Linked DNA regions of Homo sapiens: region 2 is linked to region 1. A link is a loop called in an ENCODE intact Hi-C map of the cell type or tissue named here. Cell type or tissue: prostate gland. All regions are shown on one strand. Each heading gives the region's core, and the rest is flanking DNA. Links, peaks and the distances in the headings are about the cores only. Region 1 has its middle 6.2 kb from the start of LINC01645. Region 2 overlaps BRINP2 (BMP/retinoic acid inducible neural specific 2).

Evidence for each region. Hi-C counts contacts between places; a loop is a spot of excess contacts. Peaks named below come from ENCODE experiments on the same cell type or tissue, not always from the same donor. Only the 100,000 strongest peaks of a DNase experiment are listed, where the experiment ranks them.
Region 2: a loop joins it to region 1, with 2.3 times the contacts of the local background. A loop is called at or near these places in 5 of 110 quality-filtered maps.

Annotation. Positions count from the first base shown.
Region 1 is chr1:177,342,676-177,348,061 of GRCh38, forward strand. No RefSeq gene overlaps it. Among named protein-coding and RNA genes, the nearest start is that of LINC01645, 6.2 kb to the right of the region's middle. In prostate gland, for the core only: no CTCF peak of the experiment used is centred there; no DNase peak of the experiment used is centred there.
Region 2 is chr1:177,271,957-177,277,342 of GRCh38, forward strand. It overlaps BRINP2 (BMP/retinoic acid inducible neural specific 2), which reads left to right. Exons shown (of 8, transcript NM_021165.4): 5 at 1,532-1,637; 6 at 4,242-4,478. Among named protein-coding and RNA genes, the nearest start is that of LINC01645, 77 kb to the right of the region's middle. In prostate gland, for the core only: no CTCF peak of the experiment used is centred there; a DNase peak (open chromatin) is centred at 3,095.

The DNA.
Region 1 (5,386 bases), core at 317-5,316:
CAAGTTCCTTCGGGAATATATGAGGACTCAGGCAGTCACTTAGAAGTAAAGCAAACTGCCAAAATAAAAATATACATATATTTCAAAAAATGGCTAGTTTACACAGGAATCTAATTAAGGAAAGATCTAGTTGGTGGAAAGCAGTGGAGATAAAGACAGTTCTAGGTTGGGTAATGTTAGTTTCTTGTCCAGCAGTCATTTTGCAAGTGCTAATGGGATAAAAAATGCCATTAGGGAAAACACACATCTGCGAATACCTAGTGTGTGCTTCAGGTGGCATAGGGCTTTGTGAAATATGATAATGTTCACAGTAGCAATACAAAATATATTTCACAAATGTAATTAATTAGCCAGACTGTCAATACCATATGACATAAAACATTCACTATTATGATAAAATAGCATTGCATATCATACTGATTAATACAAATTTAATCATTCAAATATGGCTGTGCTGTGCTTATAGTTTCTTTGTAAAATACGGAAATCAGTGTAACACATTTTACAAATATTTCTATCTATAACTTTTTCTGTGATATTTCAAAAAGTGGGATGTAGTTCTCATGTGATGGTACAAATAAAAATCTTGTGTACATTGAGTTCAACTAGGGTAGGCTGGCTTACAAAAAGAGCAGCGAGAGATGTGTGTGGAGTTGTGCAGGTGGCTGAGGGGCAAAACAGAGCTGGAGAGAAAGTGGGAAAGGTCCTTCTCTACCTGCCTTTGCAGCTGTGGCCCTGGATTTATCAGAAAACAGACACAATAACAAATAATTGCTAAGTGCTTCTTGTTGGGGAGGTTTAGACTGCTAACCCAAATTTACAGGCCAGTGTTTAAAATACTGTCTGGAGCAGGGGTCAGCAGATAGTAAATCTGCCAGGAAGGGGCAGACAGTAAATATTTTTGGCTTCGTGGGCCATATGGTCTCTGTTGCAATTGCTCAACTCGGCCTCAGCAGCATGAAAGCAGCCATAGGCAATCACCAGTAGGTGTGGCTGTGTTCCAATAAAACTTTATTTATGGACGCTAACGTTTGAATTTCATATAATTTTCACATGCCACAACATATTCTTCTTTAGATTTTTTTTCAGCATTTTAAAAGCAAAAACCATTCTTAGCTCATCGACCATACAAACATAGTCAGTGGGCTGAATTTGACTCATCAGTTGTAGCTGGCTGACCCCTGATTCAGTGTTTTACTGAAGGCGTCTACTGACTGTATGAGTTCTTTCTTGACCTGCCTTTTCCTCCTTGCCCCCTTAACCTCCTTTCTCTCTTTCCTTTCTGCACCCCTCAGCTTCTACTTGTCACCACCTCCAATAGATTTCAAGGGCTTACCAATATACCAGATGCACTCTCTCTGTGATGAGAGTCCATGTTTTTTGTGTGTGTTGTTTTTGTTGTTGTTTAGAGTGGGAATTTCTGTTATTTCCTCAAGAAAATGCCACTAAGAAAATGCCTTTCTGTACACCCTCATCAAAAAAGCTGCTTCTTGCCTCCAGAAGAATTCTTTGTTCTTATTTGGAAACAACAATCGCAACCAGCAAAGTGGGAAAGGAGAAAGAGCCTTCACATAACTGATGTTTTAGCTTGGAGATGTTTCTTTAAATTCTTCTACAATACAATCAGAGCCAACATTTTGAGGAGTTCGTGGAGGGAGAAAAGGTTAGTAATTTGAAGCCCTGAATAGGGTATCACAAAATATAGGGACTAACAACCACCTTTCGTCACATACCAATTCCCTGCTAGGGACCCCCGGAATTTGCTTCAACATCCACTCTGCGCTTGGGAGTGGGAGATGGCTTAGTCAGTGTTGAGCTGCTACAACAGAATACCTGAGATTAGGTCATGTATAAAGAACAGAAATTATTGGCTCACAGTTTTGAACTCTGGGAACTCTAAGATCAAGGTGCTGGTACCTGGTGAGGGCCTTCTTGCTGCACCATGCCATGGCAGAAGGGCAAGAGTGCCAGAAAGGGAACCCACTCATAGAACCCCTGTGAGCCCTTTTCATAATGGCATTACTCTGTTCATTACCTAAACAGCTTCCATTAGTTCCCACCTCCCAACACTGCCACATTGGGCATTAGGTTTCTGACACGTGAATGCTGGGGGACACATTCAAATCATAGCAGGAGGCAATAGACAGTCATTCAGAGGTTAGCTGTATCTCCATCTCCATGTTTCTTCCCCCACAAGCACAGAGACAAATTTGGAAGTAGACCTCTAAGTCTGTTAAATAAGAACATTGCATGGAATATAATTTTGCCTCAGGTCAGCCCTGACTTCTATAGGCTATCAACATGTATAAAAGCTAAATGATATGCAAGAGGCCACACAAGGTGTTATATTATCCCCAATTTACAGACAGGGACACTGAGGTTCAAAGTCAGAAAGTAGTGTACCCACAATTGGAATGTGAGATCCAGCTGCAGCAGAAAATCAAAATGACTTCTCTGTATTTACCAGTATTTTGTCTCTATTACCACAGTCCTACGTGAGTATATGTGATTTTATTTGTCCTTAGGTTTCTACAGCCATAATATTTGCCAAAATGAAACTGCACTGGCTAATTTAACGTCATACTCTAAGCATCGCCCACATTGACCCCCAGATCCTAGGGGTGGGAGAAATTAGACTAGATCTAAAACAAGCAAAACTATAGAACTACAAATAAGGGCACGTTGTACGTGAAAAATGCAAAGTGTTATTTTCTGCTCTGTGTTCGTCTTCTCCCCGTGACCCATGATCCCTACTGAATGATCCCTGCCTGCAAAGAAACCAATCAGCAAGGGGAGGTTTATGAGAGCTGGTGAAATTTTGAACAGGTCCATGCATTTTAAATTTATCTGCGTAGTCTAATATCACTGCAACACCACACTCTGTCTCCAACTAGTTATTTTTTTTACCACGTCACCAAAACAACAGCAGTATAGCTATAGCAATGGGCAGCCTGAAAGGGCTAGGCCAATCACCAAATATCTTTTTTCCTGGCAAGCAGACAAATAAGGCATTCTTCCAGGGGCCTAGAATCCACATCAGTGTTAAATAAATTGGTCAGGTCTACTAGAACAGTCGGAAAACAACAATACCATGCTACTTTGCATTGTAATGGCAAAAGGATCAGGATGGATTTGCTAAAAGTTCACATTACATGGGCAAAAGGCAGGAGTCAAGATAGAAAATAAATTGATATGTGGAAAGGGATTATGATCAGCCAGTGTCTAGTTACTCTGAATCAAAACAACACGGTCATGCAAAGAGTAGCTGGGACTGCTGAGGACTCCATTTAGAGTATGTAATTATATTTCTCCAAAGTATGATTTACATATTAAGCAAACGTTTTAAATGTTCCATGAATCAGGCTATCAAAAGCCAACTGTTGACCTTGTGTGTTACCCTTTAGAAAGAGCCAGAACATATGGTTGGTCCAGAAATCTAGGATACTGGAAAAGAGGGATGGATATACTCATCATACTCATCAAGACAGACCTTGCAAGATAACCTGAACAAAATTGTGCCTAACCAACTCTTTAAAGAAATAGCTCTAACATTTGAGTCCCAAAGTAAAATACTTCATAAGCTCCTCATGGTAACTATTTCAATTGATCCCAACTCTTCAGAGCCAGTAATAAAGAAAATGAGGCAGTCAGAGTCATCCAGCACCCTGACCCCAGGAGGAATGTATTATTGATTACTACAGATATGCCCAGTTTTCTAAATTCATGTATTCTTTCATTTAGCAAACATTTATTTTAACATCCACTCTGTGCTCTATAGTAGAGACTGGGAAACAAAAATAACAACAAAAAAAGACATGATTCCTGACAGACATAAAAGTAAACAGTTATAGCACAATTAGATAACATCTATGAAATAAAAAGATGTATAACAGAAATAGTTACTATCTGTGGCAAGCAGACTAGGTGATTTAGGGCCAGATTATTGACATTATTTACATACGATAAAAAAGAAGTGAGAGCCAGGGACAAGTGTCTTAATATTCCTGAGAAGCTGAGGGAAGACTCTTCAGAGGAGATGACATTTAACTTTTCCAGAAAGGCGTGCGGGGCTGGGAGGATCTCATACAGAGGGGACCGCATATCCAAAGGCATGGAGACATGAAAAAATATGGGGCATACAAGCAAATACTAGTAAATAAGAGGCTTCTTGAGGAACTCAGCAAAGTGACAAGCCTGATAAATAGCACCTCCCACTAAGGAGATGACAAGTGATTCTATAGCCCTCTGCCCTGATTGCTCTTCTCCAGCGGGAGGCATTGATGGCCCAGCCCACCTCCTGCAGATCTGTATGTAACCTCCCCACACCTCCCTTCCTTCTGTGCGTGTTCTGCATCCCTCCCACACTGATGATCCATCCCGATAGGAGTGACAACCTGCACTCCAGCTTTCCAGCCAGTGACCAGACCCAGGCCAAGCAGCGCTGCCACAAGATCGGTCTCCACTTAGACCCTGGACCACAGCCAGCCAGGAGTAAACACCCTCCAAGGTCCAAAGGTCCAAGCATATTTCACTGCTGCTATGTCTACCTTACTCCTAGATACTTATGATTTCTGCTGACTAGAAACACAGCATTTTGAGATATGGTCTGTTGCAGTGGAAATAACACTGAATTAGAAGAAAGAAGACCTAGGGATCTCTGAGGGTCTACCCTTAGTCAGCCATGGTACTTCTTCCAGGTTTCTTAATCTCTCTGGACCTCAGTTTCCACGTCATTAGGATTAGAGTAGGTGACTTCCAAGGCCCTTTCCAGCTGTTTCTCTGAATTATTGCTACTCAGGGGATACGATGGGTAGAAGCTGCTACCATAATTACAATTCAGCCAGACTGTGTGTCATGGAAGATTATTCTAGAATATGAGCTGGCAAACTACAGTCCATGGGCTATATCTGGCCTGCAGGCCATTTCTATATAGCCCGCAAGCTGAGAATGGTTTCTACATTTTTAAAAGGATTATAAATAAAACAAGAATATGTGGCAGAGACTATATGTGGCTCACAAAGTCGAGCATGTTTACTATCTGGCCCTTTACAGAAAAAATTTGCTAACCCCAGTTCTAGAACACTCAGAAACTGTTCAGATTGGAGGCCTTAGCTATTTGATACTCTGCAGCAAAACATTGTTTACTAACTCTGCATAGGCAGATTAAAGAAGTTTTATACATTCTTCTCATTGAGGGGTGAGCCTGTGTCCCTTCCTCTTGGTTCTGGGTAGGCCCTGGGACTGCTTTGTCCTGTGGAATATTGGAAAGTTGTATTCATCCAGTTTTGAGGCCCAGGCCTTGAGAAATGGGCAGTTTCTCCACCATGTTTCCTGGAATACTGTCTCTGGGAGCCTCGAGTTGCATCCCCAATATGGAGACAGACAT
Region 2 (5,386 bases), core at 139-5,138, 71 kb before region 1:
ATGTGTATTTTTTAAACCTAGGTCTACTAAACTCCCTTGAAGAATGTCCCTTACACTTTCATATTCACCATGGTAACAAGGCAGGGTGCTAGACACATGCACTATGCACTTCCAAGCTGTGTGCTGCAGAGATCACACTGTCCCTTCTCCTTTTCCTTGTAGTACATTTCCTCTCTTCCCACCTGTCCACTCCCTACTTCTCCTTAGGAACCAACACAGATGGTGCCTCTTCTGCTACTTCCTCTCTTGTTTCCCTTTGTTTAGAGCTGTGCTTCCTTAGAGCTCATCATGATGTGGGCTTCTACTGTGACTTGGATGTCTATCAGTCAGCTGTGTATGCACCTACCTGCCCCACAGGGTGTGATCTCCTGGAGGATGCAGTACACAATGTGTACATTGTTGCACACACCTCCCTACCCTGAAAAGCCTGGAATGTATTATACATGCATTCTCTTGTTTATTGAGTACCTACTGTGTGCCAGAAACTGTGTTAATTGCTGTCGACAACATGGTGAGCAAAATAAATATGAGCTTCCCTCTTTGGAGCCTATAGAGTGTAGGATTCAGACATGGATCACATACTTGCAGAAAGGGATGCAAAACTGCAACTCCTGTGCCTGCTGCAAAGCAGGGGGGCCTGAAGCCAGAAGAGGACGTCAGAGGTATCAGAGTGGGCTTCACGATTAACTTCAGGAAAGGTGCACTATAAATGTTTGAAGAATTGTATGGAATTAAACAGTGGCTGCTCAATAAATACTTGTTGATTGATTGTTGGCAAAGACTTCAGAGATCCTGAGAAAGGGCCGCAGGTCCCCATCATTCTTATTACATAATTATTTTAGTGCATTTAAAGCTTCCCATTTTTCATCTTATACTTTAAACATCAGGGAAAACTGATGGGCCAACTTTATAATATTTTTAAATGACTCTATGGTGTTTTGAAATATTACATGGCTATAAGAGTTTATGTATATTTAATATACTTATTAAAATATGCAGTAAGCCCATAGCTGATTTTCTCTAAGGATGTCTCAGTGCCGAGGTGGGACTTAAATGTTTAATACTAATACTAATACTCATAACTCATATTTCTCTAGTGCTTTTCATCTTTAGGATCCGTAAAGTCTGTGAGTACCACATCAAGTGGATGCAGCTGGGCTTTCCAGCAGGCTGACAGGGACCACATATGGCCTCTTGCCTTCCTCTGGAGGGAGAAGGGGTGACTAGAGCTTAAGGTTTCACTCCTTCTCCAGCATTCTCCGCCTTTCCAGACACAAATTCCCTTTAGCTCTCTCTGAAAGGCTCTTACTTATATATAACTGCTGCTGCCAGCTATATGTAACAGATACTCACTGCCTCAGGCCAAGGAAGAAAGTGACTTTATACCTCTGGAGTACGAAAAGGGACGTATCACTTCTACAGCTGGTCAAGGACAGGATGTGGAACCTGAGATGGAGCAGCTGGAGAAGGGAAGTATAAAGGGAGTCTCCACTTGTTATCTAAACCCACTCCCTACTCCTTCCTTCTCTAGGTCACCGAGACCAGGACCGGTCCTCTGGGCTGCAGCAACTATGACAATCTGGACTCAGTCAGTTCTGTCTTGGTACAGAGTCCAGAGAACAAAGTACAGTTACTTGGTAAGCAGCACTATGATGGTTTTCATACCTTTCACACCTGATTTAAAAAAAAAAATTCCTAGATCAAATAGCGGGAAAAAATTCTGCCTGTTCCATTTGATCAAACCTTTCTTAAGACAAGAACTACCACAAGTTCTGGAACCTGTATTTAACAACTTTCCATCATGTTTTAAGAAACCTTCTGGTATGGTTTGTCCTATACCCCAGACCCATTGCTTATATCACATGACACCTCAATCATCCCACTTCACATTCCATCTCAAGTCCTCTGTCACAATCCTATAAGAAACAGCATACCCATCCTTATAAGAAGCCTTTACCTAGTTCAACGATCTTCATTTCCCAGAAAACCCTCTGCTTTATCCTAAAGACACATTGAGTAATAGCTGGCCTTTACAGAGTGGTTAGAAGACTACCATCTCCAGCTCAACTAAGATCTGTACAAAGTGGGGGACCACTACTTACTGGAACCACAGTTTGAAGGTGGCCCCTGCTTTCTGTTATTTGTCTGTGATCTTGCACATGGGCAATTCAAAGTCAGGAGATGAGTTTGAGAAGAATAAGACTTTTGATCTGAGACAGAACAAGCAAAACTGTGAAAGATAAAGGAAAGAAAACCACACTAACCCTGGAGGCTGAGGGCTAAGGGGAGACGTGCATCTCTTGCTGTCTGTTCCCTGCAGGCATCCTGGGGGCAGGGCTATGCAAACTGATTCAGTGGGAAAACTTTATTTTTCTCAAGGCCTAACTGAATTGTACTCTGTTTAAGATATTATTGTCTCAGCATTACAAAATCAATAACCCTCACTCAGGATCTACGATTACAAATTCCAGGCAACCTGAGTCAAATGCGACCCAGCAATGCTTTAGGAATTAAGAAATATATAAGAAAGAGGACTAAAAACTCGTTTATTTAGAGCTACCTAAGGCAATTAGCATTCCTCTTCACTGATGTCCCTGGATGGGCTGGGTTTGTGTCTGGAAAGTAGCAGTGAGTGAAGTTCAAAATGTCTAGTTGTTCATTTGGAATAGTTTATGCTATTTAATTTTATACCCCAACACTCATGCAGACATTTGTCGGGGCACTGATTTTATAGCATGGGAAGTGTTCTGGTGAGGAGGAGGGAAGTGATGGGGGAGGTGAAATGAAAGGACTTGGAGAGGGTGAGTGTTGAAAGCAAGCATGTGGATTGGGTGTGTGAGGGGAACCACTCAAATGCCACAGTAGGCACAGTGCCAAGGAAGGAAAATTTAGGGGCAGTACAGAATTGGAGGTAGACCTCAAGAAAGAACAACAAACACCCACTGCTGCTAGCAATTTTAAGTTATATTTTGAGGTCTGCTGAGACTGGGATACATACTTTGAGTTCTCTGGTTTCCTGCCAAGGACAAGGTCAAGGGCCTAAAAATAAAGAGCTGGCAGACGTTTGAGGAAAGAGGAGCTCACCATATCCAGAAGTTCTCATATTCCTCACTTTCCTGGCACAAGGTCTCACAGTGTCGCTACTGGGGAGCCTCCTGCAGATCTGACCTCGAACGTGGCCCAGACTGCATCCAAAGGCATGCCTACCCTTTGTTCATCCTTTGGTAAGCTTCCAGCAGCCGCCTTGTGAGTGGCTTGAAGCCAACTAGGAGTATGTTCTGCTGTAGGTAAACTGGTAGTTACTGCAGTTGGGTGAGAAAACTGAAGCTCAGAGCAATTTAGTGCATTCTATCCAAGATCAGAAGTTAATTGGAAGAGAGCTGAGAGCCATTCATATCTATCCAGGCATGACTGATCTCAGGGCATTGACCACCATCCCACCTTCAAATCTTCTTCAGAGTTAAATCCTATTGAAATAGGACAGCCAGTCCCAGTTATATAGTATTAGCTGATGAGACAAGGGCAGGATCTGACACTAAGCAGATTCTATGAATGCTGTGATTTGGGCAGGTCACTGTGGTCTTAGGACTTGGATTTCCTTACCTATAAAAACCTCAATATGAGCACAAATGTTATTTGCAATCATATATAAAAAGTACTCAACATAGTACCTGGGCACTGTATCCCCACAATATCTGTTCCTATCTCTTAACCAGGACAGCTTCCTTGGTCATCAGAGCTAGGGTGGGGAGGCCCAGAAGGGTCAGAATTCAATAATGTCCTAGGATGCCTACTGCTAATCTCAGTTAAGCTATAAACAGGATGGCTACAGGAGGCAGGGCAAAAAGCCCATCAAACCTTGTTTTCTCACCCAAGAGGGCTGTAAGCTCTTCTTTTATCTGAAACATCTTCCTGTTTCCATCCCAGAAATGCTGATGTGTAGCCAATAAGCCTGTTCTTATGATATGCACGCTCTCAATTTGGCTGATCTGAGGGGTTTAGCTAAGCCTTGGGCTTTGATTTTCCCATCTGCATTTTCAGATCCTCCCCCATCTGTCACTGGGGCAGTAGTAGCCTTCTCCCCCAACCAGCTCAGCAGGATTAGGCCCTGTGGTGCCCATGCTTGGGCCCAGGATGCACAAGTCAGCAGAACTCCAGCTGGGATTCCTGCAGGCTTGGGCATGGGAAACTGAGTCCTCACTGGTTCTTCCCAGAGATTCCTTGACACATCCTTTCCCCAGGCCTTCAGGTGCTGCTGCCTGAGTATCTGCGTGAGCGCTTTGTAGCTGCAGCACTCAGCTACATCACATGCAGCTCTGAGGGTGAGCTCGTCTGCAAGGAGAATGACTGCTGGTGCAAGTGCAGCCCCACCTTCCCTGAATGCAACTGCCCTGATGCTGACATCCAGGCCATGGAGGACAGCCTGCTGCAGATCCAGGACTCCTGGGCCACTCACAACCGGCAGTTTGAAGAGTCAGGTGAGCAGCCAGAATTCCTCCCTGTCAATGAGAGGTGGCTGTGAGGTACAGAGCAAGAACATGGGGAGAACAAAACTTGAGAGTTGAGGATCCTCATGGGGATCCTGACATGACCACTTAATTGTGTCTGTGACCTCAAGCAGGTTATATCACCACCCTGAGGCTCAAGTGGTTTCATTTTTTTCTAGGACATTGGTATTATGTCCATTTACATAGGTGTGTTTTAAGGACTTAATAAACAAAGATAAACATAATTAAGGGCACAGACCTTGTTTGTCTTTTTTGCTACTGCTTCCACAGTGCCTAGAGCAATGCTTGCACATAAGGTTCGCTATAAATATCTGTTGAATCAATGAAGTGCATAGAATGGTTCTAGATGACATCCAATACAATTCAGTTGTTGTTTGTTGCTGTTAAAGCTAATATCAGTTACCTTGAGACCTAGATTCAAGAGAACTGGTTTTGCATCCTTGCCTGGTTTGACAAGCTTTATGACCTTGGATTAGCCGTGCAGCTTCTCAAGGTCTCGAGTTTCCTCATCTGAAAAAGAGGGAGAGTGATAATAGTGAATGGAAGGCTCACATGAGATCATGTAGATGCTCAATGTATAAAGAACTCTGCATGGTATATTTGCACATTTCAACACTAAATGAATGATATTTATGTGGATATAGTTCAAAAACATGATGTTGAATAAAACAAAGCAAGACAAAAAGGTTACATTATATATATATTTATATAATGTCTTCATATAATACTATAATTTATTAAGTATAATACATATGTAATACTATTTATATAATGTTTACAAACAGGATACCCAATACATGGTATTTTTATGGATAACTACATTTGTTGAAAAATAAAAAATATGTGATAATGGAAAAGAAGACATCAAGAGAGTGGTT